Regions from separate parts of the Homo sapiens genome. Here all the other regions are linked to region 2. A link is a loop called in an ENCODE intact Hi-C map of the cell type or tissue named here. Cell type or tissue: endothelial cell of umbilical vein. All regions are shown on one strand. Links, peaks and the distances in the headings refer to the core of each region. The heading gives the core; the rest is flanking DNA. Region 1 has its middle 87 kb from the start of NRAL. Region 2 holds the start of HAGLROS (HAGLR opposite strand lncRNA). Region 3 has its middle 11 kb from the start of NRAL.

Region 1 (10,488 bases), core at 2,978-7,977, 240 kb before region 2:
AGTGTGCCTGTGTGAAGATGTTTTATTCCCCAAGAGACAAGGGAAAAGGAAAACCTGGTATTTTCACTCCTAGTCTAAGCATCCTTTCCTCTAAATGCTGTGAAAGTTCTTTCCCCCAAAGCAAGTTATAAGAAATAGAAAGCAAAGCTTGTTTTGAAAAGCAAGGTTAGAAAGGATTTGACATTGTAAGAGAATAACAGTCAACCATTAAATACAGAAAAAAATATATAATTGCATAAGAATCTCACTTAAAGAAACTCTACCTTTAATGCAGTTCTCCCTTTATACAAGAAAATAAGGATCAATGCTGGAATAAGCTTAGGGAATTCGCTTCGGGTATTTAAGTGGAGGACAGCAGCAGAAGAGGCAAGAGTTAAAACCATAAGAATCCTGAAGGGATTAACTCGGATTCTCTATCTCTGAGGGAATGCAGGAAGAAAGAGGTAAATTTAGGGGCTCCAGCTTGGGGAAAGAATTCCATTTCATGGGATCACTGGAGCAATGCAGACCCCCTGCACACAGAACCATCAACCTGGGGCACAATCAGAGGACTCTGTGGCTCTGGCCATCCCAGGCATTCGTGGGGGAGGGACTCCATTTACCAGAACAATTTCCTGCCCTGAGAGAAACAAGGAAAGATGAAGGGCAGACTCTGTTAATTTAGGATGTATATAGGAAGAGATTTCACTGCCTATAAAGTCACAAATACCATTATAAACTACAAGATGACTTTTTCTTTTAATTGGTTTGTTCAGGTGTTTTAGAAAATGTTTGGAGGAAACAGAAATGTCCCTTTAAGAGAGAAGGCAGGTCTGCAAAACCCTATAAACAGGTTTGGGGGAAAAAAAAACTACTGAAACCGCTGAGCAGAGGTAAAGAATACTAAGGTATGTCAAGCAAGATAATTCTCATACCAAAGCAAATATGTCTACAGAGAGCAAAGTACCTGGAATTCAAATCCTGATGTGTCTTACCTCTGTGAGAAGGGAAGCCAGGGAGCATTAAGGATATAAATATTGATTGGTGTGGAAGTTGAAGACCTGGTGTAACCAGGCCATGTAAATGAGCCAAAGAGATCCATCCTTTCCAGCATAATTTCCACCTGCCCCACCGCAAAAGAAACCACAATTCCCATCCAGTTAATGACTTCTTCACTTCTGTAAAGAAAAATGGCCCTACTCCATTCTGAATCTTTTTGAACTCTTCGTAACTTCCAGCCATTGATCAATAGCTATTATCTTGCTCCTGCTTCTAAGGTACCCTCCCAGTTGAGTCAGTCTTATTCATTCATTCATTCACTTGTTCATTTAGTAAACACATATCAATATCCCCGGAGTGCCAGACACTAAGGGAAGATGAATAAGACCCAGTCTGATTTACTTCCCAATGGTGTACACTTTCCTTGAGCAACTGAGCCAGAAAGGACAGTTGCCCAAATCCCTATTTGTTTGGATTCACCTTTTCCATGTTTTCCCAGCTGCCATTCTAGGTAAAGCCTCCCAGTGTCATTCCAGGACTTTAATAGCAACCTCATGATAGGCTGCCTTTCCCTGTCTGCTCTTCAGACAGGCACAGTGGAAATCTGGCTCAAACCCTAGTTTCCAGCATCCCCTTCTCCAGAGACCCAGCTACGACTTTCTTTTGCTCAGTAGAATAAAAGGCCACCTAAATTTGCTCCTACTATAATAAAAGATATCTTTCCTGCCCACTTCTACTGATGAGGTTAATTCTCAGGATCTCAGCTTAAAACTCAAGAGATACAAAAAGTTGCGTTTGGCCAGCCCCACTTAACTCATGATCCCTCCTGTTACCCTTGGTGTACTCCAAACATATGCATACATGTGTTTTTATCTTCTCTTGTTCATGTCTTGCTATTTAATTGCTCCTTGGTTCTGTATATTTTGGCTTCCTCAACAAAATTCTCTTTAATATTCTCAAAGCACCTGGTACAGAACTGTACTCACAGTACAACATTTAAAATGTTAAATATTTGCCTTGCCGTCAATTAAATGTGAAAAATGAGACCAGCCTGGCCAACATGGTGAAACCCCGTCTCTAATAAAAATACAAAAATTAGCCAGGCATGGTGGCAGGCATCTGTAATCCCAGCTACTCGGGAGGCTGAGGGAGGAGAATCGCTTGACCCCACGAGGCAGAGCTTGCAGTGAGCCGAGATCACTCCACTGCACTCCAGCCTGGGTGACAGAGCGAGACTCTGTCTCAAAAAAAAAAAAAAAAGCGGGGGGAAAGAAAGAGAAAATGTCCTCTTCCTTCCTCAACCTAGTGCCCTCATACTCATTACCAGGCAACTGTCGCATTTCAGACTCCTCCCAGACCAAAAACAAAAAAATCCAAGAGCCATGTTAAGTCCACGTTGTCTTCTGTGAGTCCTCTTACAGCAAAACATTACTACTTTGAATGCATCACATTTTCATATTTGTTTCCTTCCTCTCAATCTTTACAACCAAAGTGTTAGCCCAAATCTTATCCACTCTCATGACAGGAGCTCATCTCCAAGAAGTGAATATAACATCTACCCATCATATTCACCCACCTCATCCACGACACCCAGCAAATGAGATGACACGTTGAGTACTTTGAAGATGGCACATCAAACGTACAGTGCCTTGGAGAATTTCACTGCCCAGGTGCTCCATCTTACACAGCACTCTCTGGAGCAGCACTGAGTGGCAGAAAGTCACTTGTGGCCTTTGGGGCCAGGTGGGCCCAGTTTGAAGGCCAAATCAGCCACTTATAAACTGTGAAATGAGTGACATTACTGAATCTTCCTGGGCCTCAGTTTCCTCATCTGTGAACTAGAGAGAATGTCACCTTCTTTACAAGATCACTGGGGGCATTAAATGATAAAATAAATGTCGAAGTTGTAGCTTTTCAGTGTTAAGTCTCTTTCCCCTCACCCTCATCTGTCACAACACCCACCCCACCCCTCTGCTTCTTTGAAGGATCACAGTGGCTTCTCGCTGCCACTGGGCAACATTTTTATTTTCTGATACAAGGACTCCTTTCTGAGACAAATGTCAGAAAACTCAATCTAAACTACTTCAGGAAAAAGGGAATTCATCAGGTCACATAGCTGAGAGGACCACGGGTAGAACCAGCTGCAGATCCAGCCAGACTGGGCCTTACAGTTGTCGCCAGGACCTAGCTCAACTCTGATTGGACTATTGTGGGTCATGCACACACCCTGAAATGATCCCTAGAGTCAGAGGATGTGAGGCTAGATTGGCCAAGCTAACAAGTTAACACCCATGGGTGGTACCACAACAGTGCCCATCCTGAGCTGAGGAAATTAAGGTGGCAAATCTCTGCTTTGAGTTGGGATGGTGGTTAGAGTCCAGCATTTTAGTGTCTGAGGGCGAGGAGAGGGACACTACTACAGGGAAAACAGAGAGGGGATATTGGAGAACCCAGGACAACTTCAGAAGTCTTCACTATTTTTGCTCTGGCCCAGTCTTGTTGATCTGGGTCCCAGGTGAGGGCACAGGCTCTCAGCTGTCTGGCTTCAGTTTCCTTGTCTGTGAGAAAGAAAGAATGATCGTCTTAAGCAAGTCAAGAGCCTAAGACAGTGCTTGGCTCCTGTAAGCACTCAGTAAGGGTTCTCCATTAACAGAGATCATAGGGGAAGAGCACCCATGCATGGCCATGGGTATTAACATTGAGCTGAAAGCGAATGACTCAAGCTGCGCCTGTGGAAGCCTCTTAGGAGAAACAACAACCCAAATCTGGCACTCTGAATTTCCAAATTCCCTGGGATGTGAACAGAAAACTTTGTATTATATATATAAAAAAATGCAATTAAAATAGTAGTTAAAAGTTTTGAAAAGAAAGAATGACTATTTGGCTGTTTACTTAGCTCTTCCATGAATGTGCACCTAGTATGCATTTCATTAAACAAGGGAGAGCTAGTGCTGTGCTAATTGCATACCTGGCCGCAGTATTCATTACAAAAGCCTCTTAATCAGATGGTTAGCCTGAGTGATTCCCCTTGGAAGGTGACCTGCGTAGTATCTAAAAATACTCACATGTCCCAGCCAGGTTGATGGAGGGCAGGAAGTGTAACCTTTGACCAGGCAAGTGGTAACAATGTTGCCCTTTCTGCAACCAAGAACCAAAGGAATTAAAATTGAGTCAGTCACCAAGTAGACTGCATTTAGGGTCCCCTATAAATCTCTCTGAAGCATTTACCAAAACGTTTACTTTTCCTAGTAATTTAAAACGAATGGGAAAAGGCTTTGTGCCAAATATTGAAAAAACAAATTTGGTTCCTTCATCATTCCGTTCCAGCAGTCTATGTCTTTACTTTGTCTTAGAGTGCACTTTACTGAGCACTTTCTTGATTTGATAATGATATGCAAATCATGATTAATCATTCCACAAATTAAAGATATTTCTGCTCCTTCAGCTGGTTACGCTGAAATTATTCTTCAGTGATGTACATATGTAGATGGCATTGAATTTCTCACATACCAAATAAAGCAGAGATGATAAAAACTCATTTCATGTAATTTACTTTAAACCTCCTTTTGTTGTCTATGTCCCCTTTAATAATATTCAAATTGTGTTTTGCAATGCCACCAAGAATCTGAGTGGGACACAAGGGACCCAATTCTGCGGCTGTTCCTGTTTGTAGTTATGCTGTTTATTCCAGGGGCAGGGGTAGGGCTTGGATGGAGATGTTCTTTGGCAGTTAGGCTACAACTAAGCAAATGTGAGTTATAAACGCAACTCAAACTTGATTTTTGGCTTTGTCCTGTATGGTAAGGTTTGGCTAAGACAGCATAAAGATTTAGTTCAGATTGTAACTCCTTTTTGTCTGACCTTCCTTTCTCAGATGTTTCCGCATTGACTCGGACTGCTTAAAAACTGATGCAAAGTAAATGCAGCTTTGATAATGCTTCCTACTTTGACACTACATCACGTTATCCTTCTCAAACAAGGTATTGATTTGAAAATTGGTTTCCTGACTTCTAAGTAATTGTCAATTCTTTTTTAAATGGAGTTCCTGTCTACTGAATATATATTCCCTTGTTTTTTTCTCCTTCTATAAATGAAGCACATTCTGAATCTCTCAGAATTATTCTTAAAATAAAACAATGGAGGAAAACAAATGGTATTCTGGTTCATTCCCAGGAACTTTCTCTACTGCTTCACAAGAATTCTCTCAGCACCTCATGCTCTCACTTCCTGTTAGCCCTAAACTTTAACTTCAAAATCATCCTGACATATAGCATTGGTCTAGCTATAGAAAAGATGGTTTTGTTTTCATACAGTAAAAATTTCTGTTTGGGTTTTATATTTGTTTCATTCAGATGTCCCCATTTCATTGATCTCTACCCTATAGGCACTGCTGTATAAACAAGAATTTACCTTGCTTTTAAATTTCACAGAGTATGAAATTTCACTCTGAACCTTAAATACATTATCAGAAACGTGTTAGGCATGCTGTGTGGGTGTACAAACTACTAGTGACAGATTGGGAAAAAATCTGAGGGTCTAGGTTATTCTCAGAATGTCCAAATTCTATTTGTTTGAGTCATTACTGGGAAGCTTGAGATTATCCTTTAGTAAACATCCAAGTAAATGGAACTTCCTCTGCAATGAAAAGGAACATTCTCTGCCCTTAAAAGTTATAGAAAAGTAATGGAAAAATAATAGCTAGAGTATGGTAAGCTACAGTGAGTGTTTCATTCAGGCTCTACCATTGCTGCCCCTCAGACCTGCCCTCTCTTCCGGCAAAGCCTGTACACCGCTTCCTGCTGTTCAGGGCCCTCTGAGTTGGCTTCATGTTATTTCTCTGTAGCAGTGCTGCAGTTTATTAATGTTCGTCACATGCACAACAGTGTTTCTGGAATGCTGGCAACATTGCCTGTAGACTCAGGCAATCAGGGCCTCTGCCCTGGGCCCCACAATATACACTGTTTGCCCTGGTCACATTCCTCCATTTCTAGGCCCTGCTCCAGGTACCCAAGACCCCAGAATTCCCTGTCCAAATGGCTTCAAGGAGGAGGCACAGGACCAGCTGTGGTTAAGTGGAAGAGGATGGAGCTTGAGTATGAAACTGGGGTGTCCAGTGTGGGAAGAGAGAAGGGGGTGGCCCAAGGCCTCCACTAGCAGCTTTGCCTGAGGCCCCGTATGCCAGGTGTTCCATGGTGATGAGTGGAGATGGTCACAGCACACCTAGAGCCTCTGACCTGGCTGGGGAGATGGATGTAAAAAAAGTAATCGGAAGGGCAAGGGGTTCTGCAAATGAGAAGCACGGGGTGCTATTGGAGTCTCTGACATTGAGGAGGCAACCCAGGCTGAAGCTGGGTGGGTAGAGGAGAGTAGGGACACTCTCTCCACAGAAGCCCCGTCACAATATCCACCCACAATTTCCTGCGTGCCAAGCCAGAATTCATACACTAGGACTCAGATGTGCAAAACCTATAACCTACTTTGTTATGCGTAAGTCTGATGTGCCGAGATACCTTTATCTCTCTTTATCTCTTTGCATTTCAAGGCCTCTTTTCCAGTCTAACTCATTCTCTTTCACGTTTCCTTAATTGACAAATATGCACTTTTCTTCCAGCATCAGTGGTGTGGTGTCTTAAGGGCAAGATCTTTTTTAAAAAACAAAGAAAGCCATTCTAACTGGGTGAGATGGTATCTCATTGTGGTTTTGATTCGCATTTCTCTAATGACCAGTGATGATGAGCTTTTTTTCATATGTTTGTTGGCAGCATAAATGTCTTCTTTTGAGAAGTGTCTGTTCATATCCTTTGCCCACTTTTTGATGGGGTTGTTTGTTTTTTCTTGTAAATTTGTTTAATTCCTTATAGATTCTGGATATTAGCCCTTTGTCATATGGATACATTGCCAAAATTTTCTCCCATTCTGTAGGTTGCCTGTTCACTCAAAGTCAGGAAACAACAGATGCTGGAGAGGATGTGGAGAAATAAGAATGCTTTTACATTGTTGGTGGGAATGTAAATTAGTTCAATCATTGTGGAAGACAGTGTGGCAATTCCTCAAGGATCTTGATCCAGAAATACCATTTGACCCAGCAATCCCATTACTGGGTATATACCCAAAGGATTATAAATCATTCTACTATGAAGACACATGCGCACACATATGTTTATTGCAGCACTATTCACAATAGCAAATACTTGGAACCAACCCAAATGCCCATCGATGATAGAAGGGATAAAGAAAATGTGGCCCATATACACCATGGAATACTAAGCAGCCATAAAAAGGATGAGTTCATGTCCTTTGTAGGGACATGGATGAAGCTGGAAACCATCATTCTCAGCAAACTAACACAAGAACAGAAAGCCAAACACCGCTTGTTCTCACTCATAAGTGGGAGTTGAACAATGAGAACACATGGACACAGGGAGGGGAACATCACACACCAAGGCCTGTCAGGGGGTGGGGGGTTAGGGGAGGGATAGCATTAGGAGAAATACCTAACATAGATGATGGGTTGATGGGTGCAGCAAACCACCATGGCACGTGTATACCTATGTAACAAACCTGCATGTTCTGCACATGTATCCCAGAACTTAAAGTATAATAAAAAATAGAAAAAAGTGTAATAAAAAAAGAAAAACCAAACAAAGAAAGCTACTCTTTTCTCACAAACTGTACAGTATAAAATTTTAACCTGTTTCCCATGTCAGGTGTAGCTTAACTCCCTGCTCCAAGACCTTGAGCAAGTCATCTCACCTGTAAACTGAGAACAACCTCTATCTCTGATAGTTGGTATGAGGGGTAATGGTATAAAACATTTAAAGCACATAGCTCAGAGCCTAGAATAGGCTAAGTGTCAGAAAATGTTCGTCATACTTCTCTTAGAAACCCAGACTGTTTTTTGAAAATTTTTGAATTAAAAGAGAGAAATGCTGTATTCTTCACCCTAAATAATATCCGATTTATTTTAATGCTAACAAACCTTTGTTATGTTATCTACAAAGACAGATACCTAATAATAAATACATGGATATGTATTTAAGAGGTAACAGAAACACAGAGAGAATAAGAAATATACTCAAGATGAAAAGAAATATAATATTAATATTGTCTACTTCTATTTTATTTTCTACTAAATTTCTATTTTAAAATGAGACAAATGAATTCCTGACCTGGAATGGTGTTTTTGGAAAGATACTAAACAGAAATCAGGTGGTGTTGCCTGAGCTAGGGTTGCAAACAAGTACATGAATGTGGAAGTGATGAGTATCTTGACACTTAGTATTCCCTTTGAATTTGAAATTTCCCCTGCCTTCTGTTTCTATTTGGAGTATGGATACTCCACATGTTTCACTCATTTATCTTTGTTCCCCATCAGGCTCATACCTTCTTTACTCTACCTCCTAGTTTTACTAAAAAGCTTTCCAAAGATGAAGTTCTAAGATAAAGAATAAAATTCTGGAATTATCTAAGCTCCAGTAACACTGAAGACATGAAAATCCACAGAATCATAGCTCTCAGTGGGTTGATAAATAGCACTTTTATCCTCACCTTGGGTTTCTGGTGTGTTATGGTAATGTAACATGCCACCTTTCTATATTTACTGTCTCTGCCTCCTTTTATTTATAGAGAAAGACAAAACCAGACATCTATATTTTTTGTTTTGTGTGGTTTTGGGGGGCAGATGAATCTATAGGCATATAAATGTGTTATTTTCTAGATAATGTAGTAAGTGCAGTCTAATAAAGTTTTTCTAAAGGCAGTGTGACTACCTCCATAAAGTAAATTTAAAGATAAAAGCACTTTGGAAGTTTGTTTTTAGTTGTTGAAAAAAATAATGGGTGCAACAAATAAAATGTTAGAACAAATTTATATAAAATAAAAACCACACCTGTGTTTCTCCCACTCACATGGCCACTTTCACCGTTTTCTGTGCAGTCTTTGTCACATGCACACGTTTTACAGAGCAATCTTTATTTAAATGCCAGTATGGGTTTTGCTTTTTAAACTTTATAAACACATCCTCAGGTTTCTACACAACAAATAAATTTTTGTTCATTCACTATGAGCCTATTTAATTTAATTACTATTGGTGGCTTAGGTCATAATTACTTCTATTTTTATAGCCCTGTCTTCTGAAGGATTCAAATTGTTTTTAAAATAGCATGTTGGAAACCACATCAGAAGCCTTTCTAGTGCAATAGAAAGGCTATAGATGGGGGAACTGAGGTTCTAAAGAGGCTATGGGACTAGCCAGGATTATTCTTGGCAGATCAAAGACTGTAACTCAATGTTCTAAAACCCCAAACTGTTGCTCTTTCTGCCTAGCCACAGCTGCCTCTGCCAGCCCCTAGACTCTTTGGTCTGGGATGGATGTCAGAGCAGGCATGGGGATCATAGAAAGACAGCATTCCGCTTGTCTGTTTCTCCAACTACAGGGAACCCAGCAGCTGCTATTGTCTCTGCGCAGAGCTGGCTTGAATAGCATAATCCTAACCTGACTACCAAAGATGTGATTACTTTCCTGTCTTTTAAAAACTGTTCGTTATTTCATGGGAAGCTGAGCCCTGGCTCCTGGGTTCCAACACAGTCATAGTCCTAAAAAATGTGTGACAGAATTGGAGATTCTGTGAACATGGTATATACATTTACACAAATCCTACTGCAACTGAGCCGCATCCAAGGACTGCACCATGACACTCTTGGAGGTAATTCCTGGGACACCTCTTGGCACTTTGGGGTGAGACAGGGGCCTGGAGGAAATTCAGAACTGTGTGACTTTTTCAGAGACAAGAAGTCAAACTGGGAAGCCAAGTCCTCTATTCACCGGCTCGATTACCGGCCAGCTGGATCCATGCATGAAAGATTTTCTCTGGGCTGACAGAATTAATGCCATTCACACAGTCACAGGATGTGCTTTATTTCAGCACACGTCCTGAGCTTGCAGAGCCCAGGAGATGCTTTAAGAAGGTAGAGAGTTGAGGGTTCAGCAAGCCTGGGTCTCCTGGTGAGTTCAAATTTCCATGAGTGCCAATTGAAATCGTGGTCCTCTTAGCTGGGTTTTCAGCTCCCCAGCTGTCTACTAGGGAACCAAGAGCACCACCCCACTTCACAACAGACCCAGGCAGTCATCATGCATAACCATGTTTAGTGATAGCTAAGCACAGCTGCATTTGAACTGATGACCTGGTAATCTGCACTAGAAACGTCCATATCCCTTTACAAATCCCTGGAGCCTCGCCATGCATTTGACTTGTTGTTCTTAAAGTTTCACATCATTTTCCACCTGTTAAACCACCACTTCAAGAGAATTATTGAGTCTGAGGAAGAAAGGATCCCACTTTTGCCCTCTCCTTTGTACTTGGAAGCTCATCCACCCCATGGCTAATAGGACTGGTGGTTCAAGGATTCAATACTGGTTTACTCATTTGGGGCATCTGCTTGTGACTGGCTATAAAGAAATCAACACTTAAAGAAATGCATTAGAGACCACCTACACCCCGATGCAGACAT
Region 2 (10,321 bases), core at 5,229-10,228:
TCTCCTGTGCCATTTATGCAAAAGTAACAGCAAATAAGATGCTGCTGAGTTCACAATGCCCCCTCCTCCACCTCTGGCTAGATTTTAATAGCCAGTTTTTATCTGCAAGATGTCCCAGCTCTCACAGTGTTCCCTCAAATGATACTTATCCTATCACAACTCCAAAGCCTAGAGGCCCCATGGGTCAAGAAGGAAGGATGACTTTGTAAACCTCTTTGGGGAAGACATCCAGCCGGCTGCAACCCAGGGTTTAGGGCAGAAGAGTCAGCCTGACTGTCCGGCAAGTCTGACCAAAACCCCTCAAATTAAGGGCCTTTTCTCTAAGGTTTCAGAAAAATCAGGCTGCCTAGGTGTCCTGGCAGCTTTCATGGCAACAAAGACTAAGTTTTTCCTCCTGGGCATTTGGGGCAAAGGCTGGGTCCTTCATGATATAATTAGGCCTTGACTTTAATGCACCCATGAGCTATCCACACTAGCTCCATCAAGTAAAATTTTGGAGATTTAGCCTTTCTGAGGGAAGAAAGTGCCCTAAAAAAGAATGAAGTTTTTAAAAATACTGTTTTGTTTTGTTTTGTTTTCACAACTGTGGGTGAGAGCGAGGGAGAGGTGTTCAATATTTGTTCAGACCCAATAGCATTTCTTTGATAATCGCATACAGAAAACTACATTCTGGCTGGGCACGGTTGCTCACACCTGTAATCCCAGCACATTGGGAGGCTGAGATGGGTGGATCACGAGGTCAGGAGATCAAGACCAGCCCGGCTAACACGGTGAAACCCCATCTCTACTAAAAAAAATAAAAATAAAAATAAATTAGTGGCACACGCCTGTAGTCCCAGCTACTTGGGAGGCTGAGGCAGAAGAATCGCTTGAACCCAGGAGGTGGAGGTTGCAGTGAGCCAAGATCATGCCACTGCACTCCAGCCTGGGTGACAGAGCGAGACTCCGTCTCAAACAAAAAGAAAGCTACATTCTGTTCACCCTTCTCTCCACTCCCTTAATCTCCAAATCCTTGGCATATCCCACACCTTGGGGCTCAGAGTTAGCATCTCCATTCTTGGACTGGTTCTTGACTTGCTCAGGTTGGAAGTCATGACTCTGGTCATCTCATACTCAAATTCAACAGATGTTTGCCAAGGATTTACTATGTAATGACATTTTGTTAGGAGAAAGTTAGGCTAGGGAAAAGACAGTCTTAAACCAAAGGAGCTAGAGATTTATTTCTGACACAGGTTTTAGCTATACTATAAATCTACTCTAGAGGAATCTTAATGTATAATTATCTAAGGAGAAATTGGAAGATATTATTGGGGAAATATAGAAAGATGTGAATATAGCATATTTTGAGTAACATTAAAGTTTGTCTCTTAGATGTTCACCAAGTATGGGAGAAATGTCTTACTAATTTTATTACTTGTCAAGCCATGAATTCCCCAGGGTCACTTGCTCTGCTGGGTCCTGGTGCTGAGTTCTCCACGGGAGGTGACAGCAGAGGGGCCCAATTGCCAGCTTGTGTTTGATGTAGGAATGCTTTGAAATCTCTCCCATCCTGCTCACCACAGCAGCCACCCCCTACCCACTCCCTATCCCTTTCATGACTACCTTTCTCTCCCTTTCTAATAACTAGCCTCTTTTCTGCAGACAGAAGTGATAAAGGGTGGCAGTCTGGTTTTCTGTGTGTTTATTTTATTTTATTTTATTTTTGAGATGGAGTCTCGGTTTGTCACCCAGGCCGGAATGCAGTGGCACGATATTGGCTCACTGCAACCTCCACTTCCCGGGTTCAAGCGATTCTCATGCCTCGGCCTCCCAAGTAGCTGGGACTACAGGCACATGCCACCACACCCAGCTAATTTTTATATTCTTAGTAGAGACAGGGTTTTGCCATGTTGGCCAGGCTGGTCTCGAACTCCTGACCTCAAGTGATCCACCTACCTCACCCTCCCAAAATGCAGGGATTGCTTCTGTGTGTTTTAAGTTGTTTTCAAGAAGCTCCGGGTAAGCCCTCTAGACAAGTCCCACTGTGTTACCGCTTGGAGGCACTTGAGCACATTGCAACGCTTGGCTTCCTAACCCCAAGTCACAGAAAATCTTGTTTGTTGGGGTAAAAAAGGGTGGGTGTCTTTTTTTTCTTAATCCACATTAAGAGAAAGTGAAGATTAAGATGCAGTTCTCTGTAGCATCCCTCAGTCATCCTAGGATGGAGGTAGGGATGCAAAGGAGTCCTAAGGACAAGAATTCTAAACCTGTTGGAAATCTGACAATATGACATTCCCTGAGGAAAACCATTTAAAGTGCTGTGCCTTTCCCTGAGAATTTTGTGAATGAAAGGCTTACTGGTCAAGCCAGTGATTGACACATGGAGGCATTCAAAAGTGTTTGTTGGACGTAAGCAGAGTGGACAGAATGGTGTGTCTTTACCGTGACTAATATTGGCTGAAGGATATCTTTAGATTGTTGCCTCCCAAAACCACATCAGGTGGGTAGAAATCACCATAGAATCTTGTTTAAAAGTTCAGGTTTCTTGAGTCACCCCCAGAGATTTTTACCTAATAGTCTGACTCAGGAATTTTTTTTTAATTTTTGATTTTTTCATAGACACGAGGTCTTGCCATGTTGGCCAGGCTGGTCTTGAACTCTTGGGCTCAAGTGATTCACCCACCTCAGCCTCCCAAAGTGATAGGATTGCAGGTATGAGCCACTGTGCCTGGCCTAGGAATCCTTTTTTTTTTTTTTAACAAGACTTTTGGGTGATCCTAAAGCAAGATTGTTTGGGACCACACTTTGAATAATTCTGCTGTAGGAGTTGGGGTGGGAGGGGGCCGTGTGGGAAGAAAGGAGATGTTCCTATGGGAGGGACCATGAGTGATGAGAGGTCATGGCTAGCTGGCACATGAGTATACCTAAAAAGTGTCCAGAGGTTTGTTGGGTTGCAGAGAGGTCAATGTCAAGGTAAAACTTAAGTCTACTTCGGCTGAAGTTCTAGAGCATATCCTTAAGAAGTGGTCAGTTGGAAGTTTCCCAAGTTTTGCTGACCAATTGGTGCTTTGCAGAGACTGGGCTCACTTCTGCTTCTTGCCACTTCCTTACCTTGGCTTTGATGATGCCAGTGGGGTGGGAAGAGAAAGAGATTTGTCTCTCCCAGTCTCTTCAGAGAAAATTTAGAGTGGTTCTGAGGCAATGGGAAGAAGGAAGGAGTGAGAATGGGCATCTGAAGAGAGAGGACTCAGCCTTTTTTTTCTTCCATCTCTCAAATTGGAATATGCCTTTGAGCCCCAGGGATCCAGAGGGGGCCAAATGTCCCTTAGCCTAAGCAGTAACTCTTTCTCTGGCTAAAGGCTGACTTTTCACAGCCTAAGATGTCAAAGCTAGAAAACACCTTCCAGATAAGCTAAATCAAACCCCTAATTTTAGAGAGGAAGTCACTTTACTCAGAGGTTAAAAGGCAAAGCCATCCTGCAAAAAATGGAACCACCTTGGGTCTCGTGACTTTCCACAGTCCATTGCCTTTTCACAGTCTGCAAAGAGGAAGAAATATAGTAGCTACTCCTTGGCATTGTGGCAGGCCTCCATCCCAAGCAAGCACAGCAGTGTTCAAGAAGGCACACTCATTTCCGGGAGGCCACACAGTCAGTGGTTCTGACTGAGAGGCCTGCTGCTCTGCCAGACTTCTGTAGCCTCATCTTGAGTCCTCCTAGAAGAGAGGGTAGAGACAGACCTGTGACCCCAGCACCAAGCAACAGTGAAGAATCCCCTCATTATCGTTGAGGTTGATCAGCATCAGGGCCCTGGGGGAATAAAACAAGAGGTATCCCAAGATTAATTTTGCTGGATAGAGCAAGTACAAATAAGGACACATATGAACACACACAGGCACACCCAGGTCACTTGTACTAAACATTTTTTTGTTGTTGTTCCTTTATCATTTTAGTCAGGGTGAGTAATGGCATTGTTTTGTTTTGTAACTTTTAAGTTCAGGGATACATGTGCAGGTTTGTTAAATAGATAAACGTGTATCATGAGGGTTTGTTGTACAGATTATTTCATCACCCAGGTATTAAGCCTAGTACCCATTAGTTATTTTTCCTGATCTTCTCCCTCCCCGCACCCTCTGCTCTGTTCCTTTTTTTTTTTTTTTTAATTTTTTTATGAGACAGAATCTTGCTCTGTTGCCCAGGCTGGAGGGCAGTGGTGTGATCTTGGCTCACTGCAACCCCCACCCCCTGGGTTCAAGTGATTCTCCTGCCTCAGCTTCTGTGTAGCTGGGACTACAGACTTGTGCCACCATGCCCAGCTGATTTTTGTATTTTTAGTAGAGATGGGGTTTTACCATGTTGGCCAGGCTGGTCTCGAACTCCTGACCTCAGGTGACCCACCTGCCTCAGCCTCCCAAAGTGCTGGGGTTATAGGTGAGAGCCACTGTGCCCGACTTCTTTTATTTTTTCAAAAGAGTAATAAATTTAAATATGCTTGCTTCAAGATTCAAAGGGTACAAAGGGGTATACAGTGAAAAGTCTTCCTCCCACTCTTGTTCCCAGCTACCTAGTTCCCCTTCACATAAGCAACCAACTTGTGTATCTTTACAGAGACACTTTTTACTAGCATAATTTATATATATGTGTGTGTGTGTGTGTACTCCACAGGTTTTTACACAAATGGTAGCATGCTAGGCAGACTTTTTCGCACCATGCTTTTCCCCCTATTGTATCTTTCAGACCATTCCATATATATCCACACATAACTTCCTGGATTTGTTGTTGTTGTTTGAGACAGGGTCTGACTGTGTCGCTGAGGCTGGAGTGCAGTGGTGCAATCATGGCTCCCTGCAGCCTCAACCTTCTCGGGGCTCAGGTGATCCTCCCACCTCACCCTTCTGAGTAGCTGAGATTACAGGCATGCACAAGCACATCCAGCTAATTTTTGTATTTTTTGTAGAGATAAGGTTTCATCTCTACAAAACCAGGCTGGTCTCAAACTCCTGGGCTTGAGTGATCTGCCAGCCTTGGCTTCCCGAAGTGCTGGGATTACAGATGTGAGCCACGGCGTCTGGCCCTGGTTTACTTTTATAACTTCATACTGTTCTACTGTATACACCTGCCACAATTCATTTAGCCATTCCCTGTTGGTGGGCATATAGCTTGTTTTCAACCTTTTGCTATTACAAACACATGGTCAAGCTTTTACCTATTAGAAAAATTTGTAGAAGTGAAATGATTTAGTCAAAAGATATGTGCACTGTGAGTTTTAATACATTTCTCCACAGAAATAAATTAATTTATACCTCTATCAGCAATATATGAGAGTTCCTGTCTCCTCACACCTTTGCCAAGTCAATGGGATGTTGAAGTTTTTATGTTGGCCAATCTGATAAGTGAAAAATAATACCTTTTATTTACTCTTATAACATCTCCCAAAATATCTCTCTTCCTTATCTTGAGCCTTTCATAATTCTGTATTACAAATGATAATACTAACACAGAAAAGATAACCAACTTGCTGTAATCACACCCGGTGTAAATGGCCAAAGTCAGATGTTCAGCACTCTTCTCTATACTACACCATTCCACACAGGGCTCAAGGAGGTTCAAAAGAGAGTAGGTGGCTTCAAGCATTCCCTGAAAGACACATGATATTTTAAAAAAAAAAAAAAGCATTGAAGCTTTCTGACATCTGCTAAAAGACCTCTTTAGTGGTTTGATACCAAGAACACATTACTGCATGAATCCTCCAGCAAGTACCGCTCTTGAAGGAGAGGGCTCTGAATAGCAATTTGATCTGACCTAGTCCTAAACATTAGCTTGGATTCAATATCTAGGAAGCAGTAGGATGTTGTTGTTTTTAATTTCTCTAAGACATTTCTCACTGGACACCCAGGATCTAAGTATTCATCAGCATGGTGTGAGTGCGGGTGTGTTTTTCCTAGGTTTTAGCTTTATATAGAACACTCACTTGGACCTGGTGAAGATACCAATATCTAACACGCATTCCCATACAACTCTAATGATAAGCCTATGAGGTAGATATCTTTATTGACTCTTTCACTGATGAAACTGAAGTCCAGAAAGATTAAGTGGGTTGCTTAGGGCCACACAGTGTATCAGTAGCAAAGCAGAAAATACAGTGTAGACTGCAACCGAACTCATTAGATTCCTTGCAAAGCCTTCTCTTCTCCCTCCTCTATTCATTTTAGTGAATGACGTGACTCAGTCCCTCAAATCTAGAGATTAACATCCACAACTCCTCTTTTACTCATCCAATTGATCACTAAGTCCTGTGAATTCTACCTCTAAATGTCTTTTCTCTTCACTCTTGTTACATTAGTTCCTCTCTCTGCTGTGTTGTTGCGGTTGCCTCCTATTTTGTTCTTCTTGCCTCGTGTCTCTCCTTTCTCCAATCAGACACAGCATCCCTGAGTTAGCTTCAAAATACATAACTTCACATCCCAGCTTAAAACCTGCAGTGGCTCCCCAGTCTCTAGAGAGTAGGTCCAGACTCCTTCACGTGAACCCTGTGCAACCTCTCTTTTCAGCCAGGATAACCACACTCCAAAGTACTCTCCTTGTTCCAAGCCCAGACTTTGCTTTTTCCTCCCTCTTTGCTTTTGCATGAGTTGTCCTCTCTACCTGGTATGGCTTCCCTTCTTGGCCTGAAAAACGCTTATGTTTCAGGAACCCGAATTCACCTCCTCTGAAACTATTTTTTTTGACATTATAGTACTACTAGTGGCTCCTTTTTTATTAGAGGAACATTTTGACCACACCTCTGTTATAGCACCTGTCATATTGTTTTAAGATTATTTCTCTTCCCCACTAGATTGAAGAGCATACACCATCAGTGACTTGTCTTTGTATCCCAGAGCCCAGCACAGTGTGTATAGGAGCTGTTCACTAGAAATTGGTGAAAGGCAAGGAGGAGGAACAGACTGAACCAAGGACAGCAGGACCAGTAGTTTCATTGCTCAGTGAGTTCAGGACACTGTGTGAGGCTTAATGCTTCAGCTTATATCTATCTGAAGCAAGATGGTAGAACATTTTTCCAAAGCAAGTTAATTTTCCACCCAAGAGGATGAAGGGAGAGAAGGCTGAAGGAAGAGGGGGCAAAGCTGAGGCTTTCTTTCCTTCAGGGACTATTTTCTGTGGCCTGAGGCAACACATTTACTAACTTCAGAAACATCTCAGCTGAAGTCCCGCAGCAAAAAAGGGTAAAAGGGGAACTAGGCTGGAACCTTGTTAGGATTTACAAAGAGAACAGCATGACCACTCCAGAAGGGTTATAAAAATGCTTCACCACTAACTCCACCAAACCCTCCTGCTGTAAACAGCTCTAATGCTAGTGACTACCCTCAGACACTTACTGTCTATCCCTTTAGGGTGTTCTTAAAATACACCGGAAAGAACGGAGGTAAAAATACTGGAGTGTTTCCTCCACACTGGAAAGAGGTGAGTCATATCATTGTGATTGGTGTTTTAAGTATATTTTTATTGTTATTTTAAATGGCATTCAAGTTTAGCTTCAAGTTCAACAGCAGTCTTAGCCTACTTCCTCCCACACAAATACTCCTGCCAGTAAATAGGCACTCTTAAATAAAACAGTGCCTGCAAGAACCTTCTGACCCATTGAAATTAGTCTTGCCCTGTCTTCAGAGGTGTATTCGTCCCTCTCTGGGTGTAGAGCGGTATTTAAGGGTGACACTCGGGCACGCAGGAGGTGTGGCAGGGGGCGGGGAATGCAAGGTCACTGTGGCTCAGGGGCGGGTGTGGGTGCAGGCGCGTTGGGAGGACCCTGGGCGCCCTGGGAAGTCCGAGGGCAGGCGGCAGGGCTGGCGGGCAGCAGTGCTGGCTTCCGACGTGAGGTGGTGACGGCGGGCCCTGCGCCCAGGCCCTGTGCTGCCGACCGCTGTCCTGGCTGCGCAGCTCCCCAGCAGGCGCCGGGCTCAGGTCGCGCCTTCAGTTAGCGCTCAGCCTGCGCTACTGCGTCTCCTCCGCTTGCGATTTCTGGTCGGATCCCAGCTGGCCCAGACTTGCTCTGAAGTAGGAGGAACCGCTGTCGAGCGAAAAGTGCACACCGGGTGATTGATGAACTCTTAATAGAACTAACCTCTCCTGCCCCCAACCCTAGACACACACAGAGAAAACCTCCACCCCAGCCCCTTCTCCAGTCCTCCTCGCGGGCGAGAGGGGACGCGGCCGCCAGCCGGTAGGGTGATTAACTCACCGTCTGTCTTTGCAAAAGTGTTCCAGGTGGATCAGGAGCGCCAGCCCACCCCGCCCGCAGCCTGGCCGCTCGCTGAGGCGCGGAGAGCGCGGAACGAGCGCGCGCATCACGTGGCGGCGCGGACGTTTGTGCCGCGCGCCCGCCAGACCGCCCAGGAGGCGGCGGCTATTGTTCCCCGCAGGGGCCCGGGGCGCCCTGAAACGGGGTCCACGTCAGCCCGCTCCCGAGCGTGTCCTCAGGTCTAAGGACGGGTGGGGCTTCCTTTGTGTGTTCTCTGGAAGGGGCTGGGATGGCGTCGTTGCTGCCCCAAGGGGTAACCGAGGGGGATTGAGGGAAGATGGTACCAGCTCCCTAGAGCTCAGCTCACCAGACCTACTCTTCCGCTCGACCCTTGCAGAGGAGGTGGGGACGGATATGGTATTTGTAGGGCAGCGCTGTGAACAATGGAGCCATCAAAAAGGCCTTCTCCCAGCCTCCTCACCAACCACGGACATTCCTGGCCCAACAAGACCTCCTGGCCAGGTTTTGAGCCCTGCTTCCCAGGTAAAAACACTGCCTGTACCAGAGCTCTCCATGAATTTTGGTTTAAATTAGGATTTAAATTCTTCTGGCCCTTACTAATGTTAAAACCCAGCTTTTATGATTTCTCCAGGTAGTATTCTTTCCTTAAAATAATCCAGACTAGCTATAGGAACCAATCAGGACATTTTGCCCAAGATCTAGGACAGAAAGACTCATGCAGTAACTCCTGCCTTACAGATCTGGGGACCCTTCACCTGCCTCTACTACTGCAAATGATTGGATATTCGTCTGACTTGGCTCTTCCCTAATGTGTGGAACTAATTTTGTTCACTCTGTTTCATGCTGGACCTGGCCTGAAAATGGGCCCTTATATTGTCTTTGCACTTTCCAACTTGCCAAGGTAGGTGTGAAACCTGAGGGAAGTTTTTAGGAATAGGCTTTAGGCCAGGTACTTAAATCCATTTGTTCCCAACCTTGGACTCCAAAGATAAGGGCATTTGTAGCTGGAGTAGAAAAGAAGGGAACAATGAGAACTAAGATTTCATCCTCTGTGATGATTCTTATCATTCACCGTCCTTCCTCTCCAGCATCACCAGTGCAGAAAGTGCAGAGGACTTATGTACCCAATCTTTTTTTTTTTTTTTTTTTTTTTTTGAGATAGAGTTTCACTCTTGATGCCCAGGCTGGAGTGCAATGGTGTGATCTCAGCTCACTGCAACCTTGCCTCCCAGGTACAAACGATTCTCCTGTCTCAGCCTCCCAATATACCCAATCTTTCTCCTTTCTATCCAGGCCTTCTGCAAGAGAGATCTAAGAACCAGCCCTCAAAGATGGTAAGGGCTTGGCTAGTGACAGCCCAGTCTCAGCTCCCTGTGCCCAAAGTGTCGGAACAGGGCCACTCAACCCAAGCCCTACATATATACTCTGGGAAGTTGCAGTGCCTCGAAGTGATCAGGCCATAGTCCTGTGAAGACTGGGGTCATCCATGTCCCTTCCTGCCTACTCACAAACTTCTGTTCTTCCTATTCTTTTCTTTCAGTTTCTGAAAGAAGGACCAAAGTAATGCCAAGAACTCCCAGATGAAGAGGACCTTCCTTAGACCTATAACAGATTCACTACTTGACTTCAGAGGGAAGTTTCAGCTAATTCTCAGGAAAAGGTCAAAACAGGCCTGTGACTGTCCCTTGAATACTGAAGGTATAAACAAGCTTCTGGCTCCTCCAGGTCAAGCAGAGGAACACTTTTATTAGAATGAAGGGTTACTTCTTTGTTATTCAAACACACACCCACACACATCCTCTGTAGTCTCCCTAATGAAAAACCTCAACAGATGGAGAGCCTGAGCTCCCAAGTCCGCAGGCTGAGAAGATGCACTTCACTCAAGGGCCAGTGGGCTGGTACAGACTAGGGAAGAGAAAAGGGACAAAGGCTGCTAGTATAGGTAATCACTATCTTTTAATACTCCTAACACATAGAAATTCGAAAAATCTTGTTCAGCAATGTTAGCAGCCTGTGAGCCTCGGAAACTAATTTGGCTGATGTGTCTCTGATAGGGAGCTTGGGGCTGCACCAAGGGGAAACATTC
Region 3 (10,488 bases), core at 3,158-8,157, 340 kb before region 2:
AACAATCCACCAGTGCCTTTATAAATTAAAAGTCATTATATTTTATTTGAGTCCTTTCAGTTCTGTCTTATAAAATTGCCCTTTATCTTTAGAAGTCTAGTGAACTCTCCTTTATAGTACCAACCTTTGGGGAAGCTACAGTGTCTCTCACCTAATAGTGGTAGAACCTTAGGTCATCCAGGATGGTTGACGTCTCTATGGCCTCTTTTTCACTAGGATCCTGACAGCCTTTCTTTTAATCGCCCATTTCCCTTGGCAAGGCATGCTTAAAGCATTTGCCCAGATCAGGCTGGGTGTGCCCACATCAGAACGCTGTTTTCCTGGAGATCTTATGTTTGTGCAGCAACATGCCTTGCATTGGCAGGCCAGCCCCTCATATGACGAATGAGGACTCAAAATCTACAAGTTCAGCTAATTTCCAATCTAAGGCCTATACAAAGGAAATAGTAAATCCATCACAATATGCTTCTTTGCCGGTGTCTGCATGAGTACTGCTTTATGTTTTTATTGCTGTAAACACGAGATTGAAAAGTCAGTGGAGAACAACTGATCAATTACCTACCTATTGTCTGCAACAAAGTGTGTACTATGTTAAGTCACAGTGGTTTTAATCCACGTTTCTTTCATGCAAGGATGTTATGTAGAGATGCTAAAGGCTTTCTGTTCACATGCAGCATAGTTAACTTTTCAAATCTCTCTTCAGTGTGTCACTTAATCCTTTACATTGCATTAGAAATCTCCTGAACTTGGCAACAAGAACAGTCTTTATGCAAGCTTACTTTTTAGGAACATGAACCTATTTCAAGATTTTTTTTTCTTCTTTAAAAAAAATTCTTTTACACCCAAGAAATTTTTCTTACCAAAGAGAATTAGCCAAGCCAAATAGTCTGGACTTACCTTGTGTCAATTCGTAAAAGGAATTCTGATTAGAATTCATAAAAGGAATTTCATTTTATTATGTGAAGCCATATTGGACAAAGATCAGACAAACTTGCTTAAACAAATTACTATTTCAGGATTGAAGGAACTTCCAAACTACAGAAAACTGAAAGGAACAATTCCCTTCTCCCTTAACTCTTTAGCTAGGTTCTAAGCTTTATATCCTCAATGGTACTCTCATATTTCAGATTTTCTGTCTAGAGTTTGAAGGGAAATATTTCTACCTGTTTTTCTCATTCTATAGGAAACTCATCATGATACAGGATGTGTATGAATGTTTTTAATAAAGATGACTGTGGTAATAAGGCAAACAGATGCATTCAACATTAGAAAGCATCAAACAACATGATAGAACAGATTACAGACTTCCTACAGATTTTCATACAGTGAAGACTAAAATTTGCAATGAACATAGTGGTTGCTTCATAAATGTTTACTGATGGTAATAATACAGTTCACATAATGCAATGCTACTCAAACCTCTTTGTAAAATAGAATCTCCTCAAACCTCTTTGTAAAATAGAATCACATGGAGTGTGTTAAAAGTGCAGATTCCTGAGCCCATCCCCAGAAATGCTGATTCAGTAGGTGTAGAATAGGGCCCAGGAATCTGTAGTTTTCACCAACACCTCAGGTAATTTGGATGTAGATGGTGTGTGGGCCACACTTTGAAAAATACCATTATAGGGCATGAATTGTGAAGAAAGAATGATGTATTTCCAGTAAGCCAAGAAGCACTTTAGAAAGCAACATGGAGACAATTGCTCTCTGATGAGCAGAAGAAAGATTGCTAGTCTGGAAGGAAAGGGCATTCTGTTCATTTGTTTCTTCGCTCATGCCTTCATTCATTTGAACAAATCCCACTGAGCACCTATCACAAAGCACTTCTTTGCTTTCCAGGCCTGTGGCTGCTCTTTGAGGCCCATGCATAGAGATTAGCCCATGAGAAGGCCCATTGTCAGAAACAGAGTCATTGGGCGCAGGAAATTATTCTTTTTCTCCTCAAATTTCCCTTTCTTTGAGGCTGCTAGCCACTGTTCTTCAAGTATAGCCTCCTTGTTTCCAGAAAGATACCATACAAGTGCCCATGTTCTGTTCTCTGTTTTCAGCATTTTGATTTTACTTCCTGAAACCCCCTTTAATGCTGGAGGTTTAAATGACTGGCTGTGAGCTTGAGCCCACAATCATTTGACAGCAGGGTAGACTCTGTTGATGAGAGAGGTGGAGCATGGAAGCTGGTTTAATGCCAACTCGGGCACAGTGGGGGAAATTCCATATTGGAGGAGTTGACACTATTGTTCTCAACTTAGAGTTAGTTTTCTGCTCAGGATAAATTAATGACATCATATAATTCACTTTAAAAATGTTTATTTCCTAAAGCTAAAGGCCAATTAAATGTATTCTTTAAAATAAACAGCATCCCAAATTCCTTAGAATTATATGGAAATAAATCATATTTTATACCATCACATGTACTGCCTAGTATAGGGCTGAGATAAAACAGGATTCCTATAAAATCTCTAATATACAATTTTATTAATGAAAAATGGTGGAACATACGTTGTCAACCAGTATAGGAGAAGCAGAAAATGATCTCCTTGTTCTAAATCTGAAAGCCCTGATTTAATGCAGGGCCTTGCGGTAAGATTTAGTTGACTATCAGATGCTTGGGAACTGTCAACTCAGTTTAATATCTAGAGAAGTTCTATTTTCAGAGATGGTGAGACAGGTTTTTTCAGATGAAATCTCCTGCAGAAAAAAACTAAAAATATATAATAAAACATTAATTTAAAAAGTTTCACAAAAATGTCAACAAGCTGACAAAGCTGTAAGGAACTACCAGGCCCAAACCTAAGAGAAAGAGGGAAGCAAGAGAGGAAAGCAAGACCTGAGCACCACAGACGCTTTTATGCAGAAGACATCTGCTGAACTTTGTTGGTCTTATGCAGAGGTGGGCAGAAGTTAAGGCTCAGGGCCAATGCAAGAAGGAAGTCTGAGGAAAAAGTCCTTCCTCACATTAAATGGGGCCCAAAGACTACACCCTCAGAATAAGTATCAACCGTAAGTCAATTAGCCTCTAATACATCCAGAGGTAGAGAAAGGAAGGAAAGCGGGGAAAAAGAAAGAAAAAGTATCCATCTCTGAGACTTTATAGCCACAGGCCACCCCTGATGTGAATTTGCACCTGGGTTTGTTTTGCCTGGAGCTTCCAAGGAGCCTCAACTCCTGAACTTGTTTAAGGTGGTCGAGGATTAGTAATGCTCACAAGTGCCAGGCAGTAGCAAAACTTCTCTGGAGAAAGGCACCTTCATGATAGGCCCGAAAGACACTCACAAATAATTTTCAAAGGCAATGACTAGTACATGCATAAAACTTACTAAACACACAGAAACAAGGTACCTCGAGCAAATCTGTTATCTGCTGAGTAGCCCTAAGCTGTGCGCAACAGAAGGACGATCACTAGGAGAGGAGGGGACACCGTCCCAGCCCCACCAGGGCAGGTGTCTTTTAATACATCTACTATTTGTAGAAAAGTTTCTGCAGCTAAAAATGGTTAAACACTGCAGTGTCATGGAGCTGCAAATATTGGGATTTCTTAATTATGTGACTCATAGGTGCACCCAGTTTTCTGACAATTAGGAAGCCAAACAGAGTAAAAGTCATCAAATTCCTTCAGACAAGAACCTAATCTGCTTGGGAACAAACTATATGTTTAAGGAATTCAAAGAGCATGTAATTTTCTTTAGAATCTAAGAAAAAAACACAAACACTTGACAAGGGGAAAGATTTAGTATTTGGTCCATTTAAAAGGATAAAATTTTAAAAACTGAGGTGAGAAACAGGATCCCAGGTGATGAGGTCCGAGGCAACACAGGGAAGCAGCCCGTGGTCTCCTCGGAAGTTCTGTATGGCTGATATCATTAGTCCAACTGCTATTAATATAACCTGAATTCCTCAGTCCTCCTGATTTTGTTCATGTGTTTTAGATTTGAAAAATGTGTTCTGTCAGAATTATTTGCCCTTAATTTTTAAAATCGTGTGTTTTAGGGTCAATTTGATCTGCATGTTTTCTATTTTCTTATAATTAAACCAGCAAAATGTTCTTTAAAAACTATTTGATGTCCACAAAATCTTCTGAGGCCTTTCAACAAGCTTCTTTAAAGCATTTATATCCCACTTAAAAACAGAAGTTGCGGGCCGGGTGCGGTGGCTCACACCTGTAATCCCAGCACTTTGGGAGGCCAAGGCAGGTGGGATCACAAGGTCAGGAGATCAAGACCACCCTGGCAAACACGGTGAAACCCTGTCTCTACTAAAAAATACAAAAAACTAGCTGGACGTGGTAGTGGGCGCCTGTAGTCCCAGCTACTTGGGAGGCTGAGGCAGGAGAATGGTGTGAACCCGGGAGGCAGAGCTTGCAGTGAGCAGAGATCATGCCACTGCACTCCAGCCTGGGTGGCAGAGGGAGAGTCTGTCTCAAAACAAAAACAAAAGCAAAAACAGAAGTTGCACTGTGTCATGGGTGACCTAATGTAGAAACCAAGAATCCCCTTAAATTTCAAAAATCTTCACATCTGAATAATTTTTGAACTTGAAGAAAATGAGTTCACCCATTGCTAAACTCTGTGTTGCTCAAGAAGACATTTGGAGCAAAGATGAGTTCCATAAGAGGAAAAATCAGGGCTGTGATTTCAGCTAAGGCCCCTGAGGAATAGCTGGAAGCCTAGCTTGTTACATTGCTGTCTACAGAAACAAGGAAAAACTCAAATGTACCAAATATACATCAAATGTTTGACAGGACTAAAGAAATATCATGTCCATATGAAATAATATTCGTTCATGGCTTTAAGAAAACAATAGAATATAAATACATGGATTTCAGCACATCTAATTTGCGCTCTAGTCTAATGCTTTGTTCTTGGCAGCCCATGGAGAATTCTTAATAAATTTACCAACACTGAATAATTAATTCCTCATAAAGGGTAAATGAAATCTGTTGTTCTAACACTAACTGCCGTTACATAGAACTATAGCTTTGCGGTAACAGGGCCAGTGGGTGAAGAGGGTCTTTTGTAGATGGTCATATGGAAAGCAAGCCAGGAAAGTGAGCCTGGTTCTGTAGAAGACTCTCTACCCTGCTCTGCTGGCGTTGACAACAGTCCAGGAGCTGAGCAGCGCTGCAAGGGAAAGCTCTCCAGCCAGCCTCCAGGGTACATTCAGCAGGCATTTCCAGAGAACCTATAAATACCTCTGTCCTGAGCAGCTCCCAGCTCTTGGAGTATGAAGGCCTGTTATCACCAAGCATCAAATACAGAGCAGACAGGATGCAGGGGCTTCCCCAGCAGGGGAGCTGGCACACACGAGCTCTAAGGAAAAGGGATCTAAGTCCATTTCCTGCAATTGTTAGAGAAGGATGGCAGCCTGGCCCATGAGTAGGTTAGAGTCCTATGTGCATTACTGCTCTCATGTGATGGCGAAGATCCCAGTTTATCTGGGCCTTCTTCTACAGAGAAACCCTCTGCATAGGTGCCTAAAAGAATAAAAGTTTGATTTTTCTATTATAGTTAATAAAATAACTCATACTCATAGAGTGCTTCACAGTTTGTAAAGCCCTAACACCTGCATTAAATCTCATTGATAATGAGATAATGATTTTCTCATTGATAGTGTAGATTTTAATCACAACAATAATAGTAGCAATAACAAGCATTATTAGAACAAGTGAGTTTTAGCAAAGTTGCAGGACACAGAGTTGATAAATAAAAATTAATTGTATTTCTACATACTATCAACAAATAATTGGGACCTTTAAACAGCTTTATTAAGATATAATTGACAAATAATAAACTGTACATAAAGTGTACAATTTGGTAAGTTTTAGCATACATGTGTATACATATATATACATATACACACACATATATATGCACACCCATGAAGCCATCACTATAATAAAAAAATGGACATACCCATTATCCTTAAAAGTTTTCTTGTGTCCCTTGGTAATCCCTATCTGTTTTCCCTCTATACCCTTTTCCCGCCCCATTAAGACTCAAAGTTGTCTTGTAGCTCACTGATGCTCTATTCTTTTTAGTTTTTCAGTAAGTTTTCATCTCTGAGTTTCATTTTGGATGGGTGCTATATTTTCAAATTTACTTTTTTTAAATTTTATTTATTCATTTTTTTGAGACAGAGTCTTGCTCTGTCACCTAGGCTGGAGTGCAGTGGCGCAATCTCAGCTCACTGCAACCTCTGCCTCCCTGGCTCAAGTGATTCTCCTGTCTCAACCTCCCGCATAGCTGGGACTACACGCACACACCTCTACGCCCAGCGGAATTCCCTGAACTCCCATCTCTGTTTACTCAACTCAGGGCAACTGCTGGGCCCTGCCTGGGTTGCTGCTCCCTCTGCCATGACCTGGTGGTGAGCTGGGCTCTCCTCACTGTGCTGCATCACTCAGAAATCACTGTCTTTCAATACCTGATGTCCCATGACTTGAAATCCATTGTTTGATATATTCTGTTCAGCTTTTTAGCTGTTTCAGTTGAGGGGATAGATCCAATCCCTGTTTACTCCACTTTGGATGGAAGCAAAAGTTCTACAATTTGAATTTGAAATTGAAAAAAAAAATACTAATACAAAAACATCAAAAATATAAAACTCTGGCCAGGTGTGGTGGCTCACACCTGTAATCCCAGCAATTTGAGAAGGCAAGGTGGGTGGATTGCTTGAGCCAGGAGTCGGAGACCAGCCTGGGCATAGTGAAATGCAATCTCTACAAAAAATGCAAAAATTAGCCAGGTGTGGTGGCATGTGCCTATAGTCCCAGCTTCTTGGGAGGCTGAGGCAGGAGGATTAATTGAGCCTGGGAAGTCAAGGCTACTGTGAGTCGACATGGCACCACTGCACTCCAGCTCAAAATCTATGTATATAAAATCTTAGGAAAAAATGCAAAGTATGTAAAATTTTACACTGAAAATTATAATACATTTTTGACACAAATTAAAAGTGGACCTAAATAAATGGAGAGATGAACCGTGTTCATATATCAGAAGACACAATATTGTTAAGATATCAGTTCTCCCAAAATTGATCTATTGATTCAATGCAATTTCAATCAGACCCCAAGAGGTATCTTTGTAGAAACTGAAAAGCTGATTTTAAAACACATACAGAAATGCAAAAGAAGATGTAGAAAGTTAAATTATTCTGGAAAGAAGAACAAATTTGGAGGATTATGATAACCATTTTCAAGACACGTTATAAAACTATAGCTGGGCACAGTGGTGTGGACCCGTAGTCCTGGATACTTGAGATGCAGAGGCAGGAGGATTGCTTAAGCCTACAAGTTCAATGCCAGCCTGAGCAACACAGTGAGATTCCATCTAAAAAATAAAATTACACACACACACACAGACACACGCTACAGTAGTAAAAATGGTGTAGTATTGGTGTGAATATAAACATATAAATCAATGAGATAGACAGTCCAGAAATGGATCCTCATATCTATAGCCAACAGATTTTCAATAAAGGTGCCAAGAAAATTCAGTGTGGGAAAAGGTAGTCTTTTTCAATAAATGGTCCTGAAAAAATTGATCATCCATATGAAGAAAAACACTTAGACTCATACCTCATGCCATATACAAAAACTAACTCAAAATAGATCAAAGACTTAACTGTAATATCTAAAGCTATAAAACTACTAGAAGAAAACATAAGGGAAAATTGTTTTATTTTGGTTAGGAAAATATTTCTTAGATAGAACACACAAAAATAATGAACCACATAAAAAGTATGATAAATTGGTTTTTAAAAAATCAAAACTATAATAAAGAGCCTGACTCCATTTGGATGGTTGATTTTGACTGCTGAAATCTTTCAAGCCCCACCACTTCCCCTTCCCCTCTGCCCCACATCTGGGCTAGCTGATAAGAAAACCCAGGTGCACCTACCTTTGTTGCCAACGGGAAGTTCAAAATATGCAAGCCCTGGCTCTCATGCACAGGAACTCTCACCCCAACCTCATTCCCTAATCACAGTAAAAGCCAAGCCAAACTCTTTTCTTGCTTTCTCTCAAGCCATTTTTAAACCTGCTTAGGAGCCTGCCCTGCTCTCCCAAGAAAGTCTCATTCTGCAAGCCATAACTTTTTCATATATTCTTGGTGCATGTGTGGTATCACACATCTAAACCAACATCTAAACCAAAACTGGGGAGGGGATCCATCCTGCCTCTGTGGTATAACTACAATTAAAACTTTACAATTCAAAAGACACTGTTTACATTTCAAAAGAAAATAAAAAAGCAAGCCACAGACCAGGAAATTATATTGCAAAATCTCCATTTATATATCTAAAGAACATTTACCTAGAATATAAGAACTCTTACACCTCAATATAAGGAAACAACAAATCCATTTTACAAATAGGCAAAAGATTCAAACAGATTATTCACCCAAGAAACAATCATATGAAAAGATGCTGAACATCACTCATCATTAGGGAAATGTACATTAAAAGCACAATAAGATGTTACTTCCTATCTACTAGATTAACTAAAATTAGAAATACTGATAACACTGAGTGTTGCCAAAGATGTTGAGCAACTGGAAATTTCATATGCAGCTAGTGGAAATGCAAAATGGTGTGGCCATTTTAGAAAGTAGTTTAGAAGTTTCTTGTAAAATTAAACACAGACTTACCAGACAACTCAGCAATCCCACTTTTTCGTACTTACTCAATAAAAATGAAAACACATATTCATACAAAGACTTATGCTGAAATAATTATAGTAATTTGTTCATGATAGCCAAAAACTAGAAATCACACAAATGTCTATCAAGTGGTGAATGGAGAAACAAAATATTTATGTATCCACATAATGAAATAGTTCTCAGCAATAAAAAAGGAACTTACTGATACTGGCAACATCATGGATGACTATCAGAAGCACTGTGCCAAGTGAAAGAAGCTAGACACAAACAACTATACACTGCTTGATTCCATTTACAGTCGTGCATTCCATACTGATGATTTTGTCGTTGTGGGAACACCACAGAGCGCACTTACACAAACATAGATGGTACAGCCTACTACACACCTATGCCAAATAGTATAGCCTATTGCTCCTAGGTTACAAGCCTGTACAGCATATTACCGTACTGAATACTGGAGGCAATTGTAACATAATAAGTATTTGCATATCTAAACATATCCAAACATAGAAAAGGTACAGTAAAAATGTGGTGTAAAAGAAGAAAATAATAATACATCTGTATAGCGTACTTACCATGAATGGAGCTTGCAGGACCGGAAGGTGCTCTGGGTGAGTCAGTGAGTAAGTCATGAGTGAATGTGAGGGCCTAGGACATTACTGTAGTATACAGTATATGTAGTATATGTATACTGTAGTATACAGTATATGTAGTATACAGTATAATGTAGTATACAGTAGTATACTGTAGACTTTATGAACACTGTACACTTAGGCTACACTAAATTTATTTTAAAAATCTTTCTTCAATAATAAATTAACTTTAGCTTACTTCAACATTTTTACTTTATAAGCTTAAAATATTTTTTAACTTTTTGACTGTTTTGTAAAAACACTTAGCTTTAAACACAAACACATTGTACAGCTGTATGAAAACATTTTTTCTTTATATTCTTATTCTATAAGGTTTTTTCTATTTTTATTTATTTATTTTTTACTTTTTTGACAAAAACACAAATATACACATTAGTTTAGGCCAACACGGAGTTAGGATCATCAATATCTCTGTCTTCCACCTCTACATCTTATCCCACTGGAAGATTTTCAGGGTCAAAAACATGCAGGGACCTGTCATCTCGTATGATAATAATGCCTTCTTATGGAATGCCTCATGAAGGACTTGCCCGAGGCTGTTTTACAGTGAATGTGGGTGTTTTCTTTTAATAAATAAAAGGAGTATACTCTAAAATAATGACAAAAAGTACAGTATAGTAAATACTAAATGATAGAAATGTTTCGGCTCCGTTATAATCTGTCATAGAGGTGGCCCATCCTTGACTGAAATGTCTTCAGATGGCGCATGACTACATATAAAATTCTACAAAAAATGAAAGTGGGAGTAGGGAGGGAATTGCAATGGGATACAATAGAATATTTTGAGGTGGTGGCAATTTTCTATAATTTTCATTGTGGCGTCGGTTATATGGCTACATACATTTGTCAAAACACATTGAACTGTACCTTAAAATTGGCCCATTGTCAATGTAAATTATATCTCAATGAAAAATGTTAAGGTCAATTTCTCTTGTCTATTGACTGATAAAGCACTGCACTGGGCTCTTTAGATTATTTCTGTGTCACATACACTCATGCACCGTATAATGACGTTTCATCCAATGATGGCCCACATATACAGTGGTTGTCTCATAAGATTATAATGGAGCTAAAAAATTCCCATCACCTAGTATTTACTAGAATATACTTTTGTCATTATTTTAGAGTGTACTCCTTTGACTTTTAAGAAAGTGTTAACTGTAAAACAGCCTCAGGCAGGT

What was found. Peaks named below come from ENCODE experiments on the same cell type or tissue, not always from the same donor. Only the 100,000 strongest peaks of a DNase experiment are listed, where the experiment ranks them.
Region 1: a loop joins it to region 2, with 6 times the contacts of the local background. A loop is called at or near these places in 1 of 110 quality-filtered maps.
Region 3: it touches region 2 in a loop (1.9-fold over the local background); 1 of 110 quality-filtered maps calls a loop at or near these places.

The regions. Positions count from the first base shown.
Region 1 is chr2:176,415,021-176,425,508 of GRCh38, reverse strand. No RefSeq gene overlaps it. Among named protein-coding and RNA genes, the nearest start is that of NRAL, 87 kb to the left of the region's middle. In endothelial cell of umbilical vein, for the core only: no CTCF peak of the experiment used is centred there; a DNase peak (open chromatin) is centred at 5,698; H3K27ac peaks cover 2,399 bases.
Region 2 is chr2:176,176,147-176,186,467 of GRCh38, reverse strand. HAGLR (HOXD antisense growth-associated long non-coding RNA) reads left to right here. Exons shown (of 3, transcript NR_033979.2): 2 at 8,974-9,136; 3 at 9,776-10,321. HAGLROS (HAGLR opposite strand lncRNA) reads right to left here and starts at 8,302. Exons shown (of 2, transcript NR_110457.1): 1 at 8,215-8,302; 2 at 7,459-8,043. RefSeq lists an enhancer at 8,111-8,905. In endothelial cell of umbilical vein, for the core only: no CTCF peak of the experiment used is centred there; DNase peaks (open chromatin) are centred at 7,447, 8,237 and 8,427; H3K4me3 peaks cover 1,200 bases; H3K27ac peaks cover 1,628 bases.
Region 3 is chr2:176,513,793-176,524,280 of GRCh38, reverse strand. No RefSeq gene overlaps it. Among named protein-coding and RNA genes, the nearest start is that of NRAL, 11 kb to the right of the region's middle. In endothelial cell of umbilical vein, for the core only: no CTCF peak of the experiment used is centred there; DNase peaks (open chromatin) are centred at 5,260 and 7,880; H3K27ac peaks cover 1,407 bases.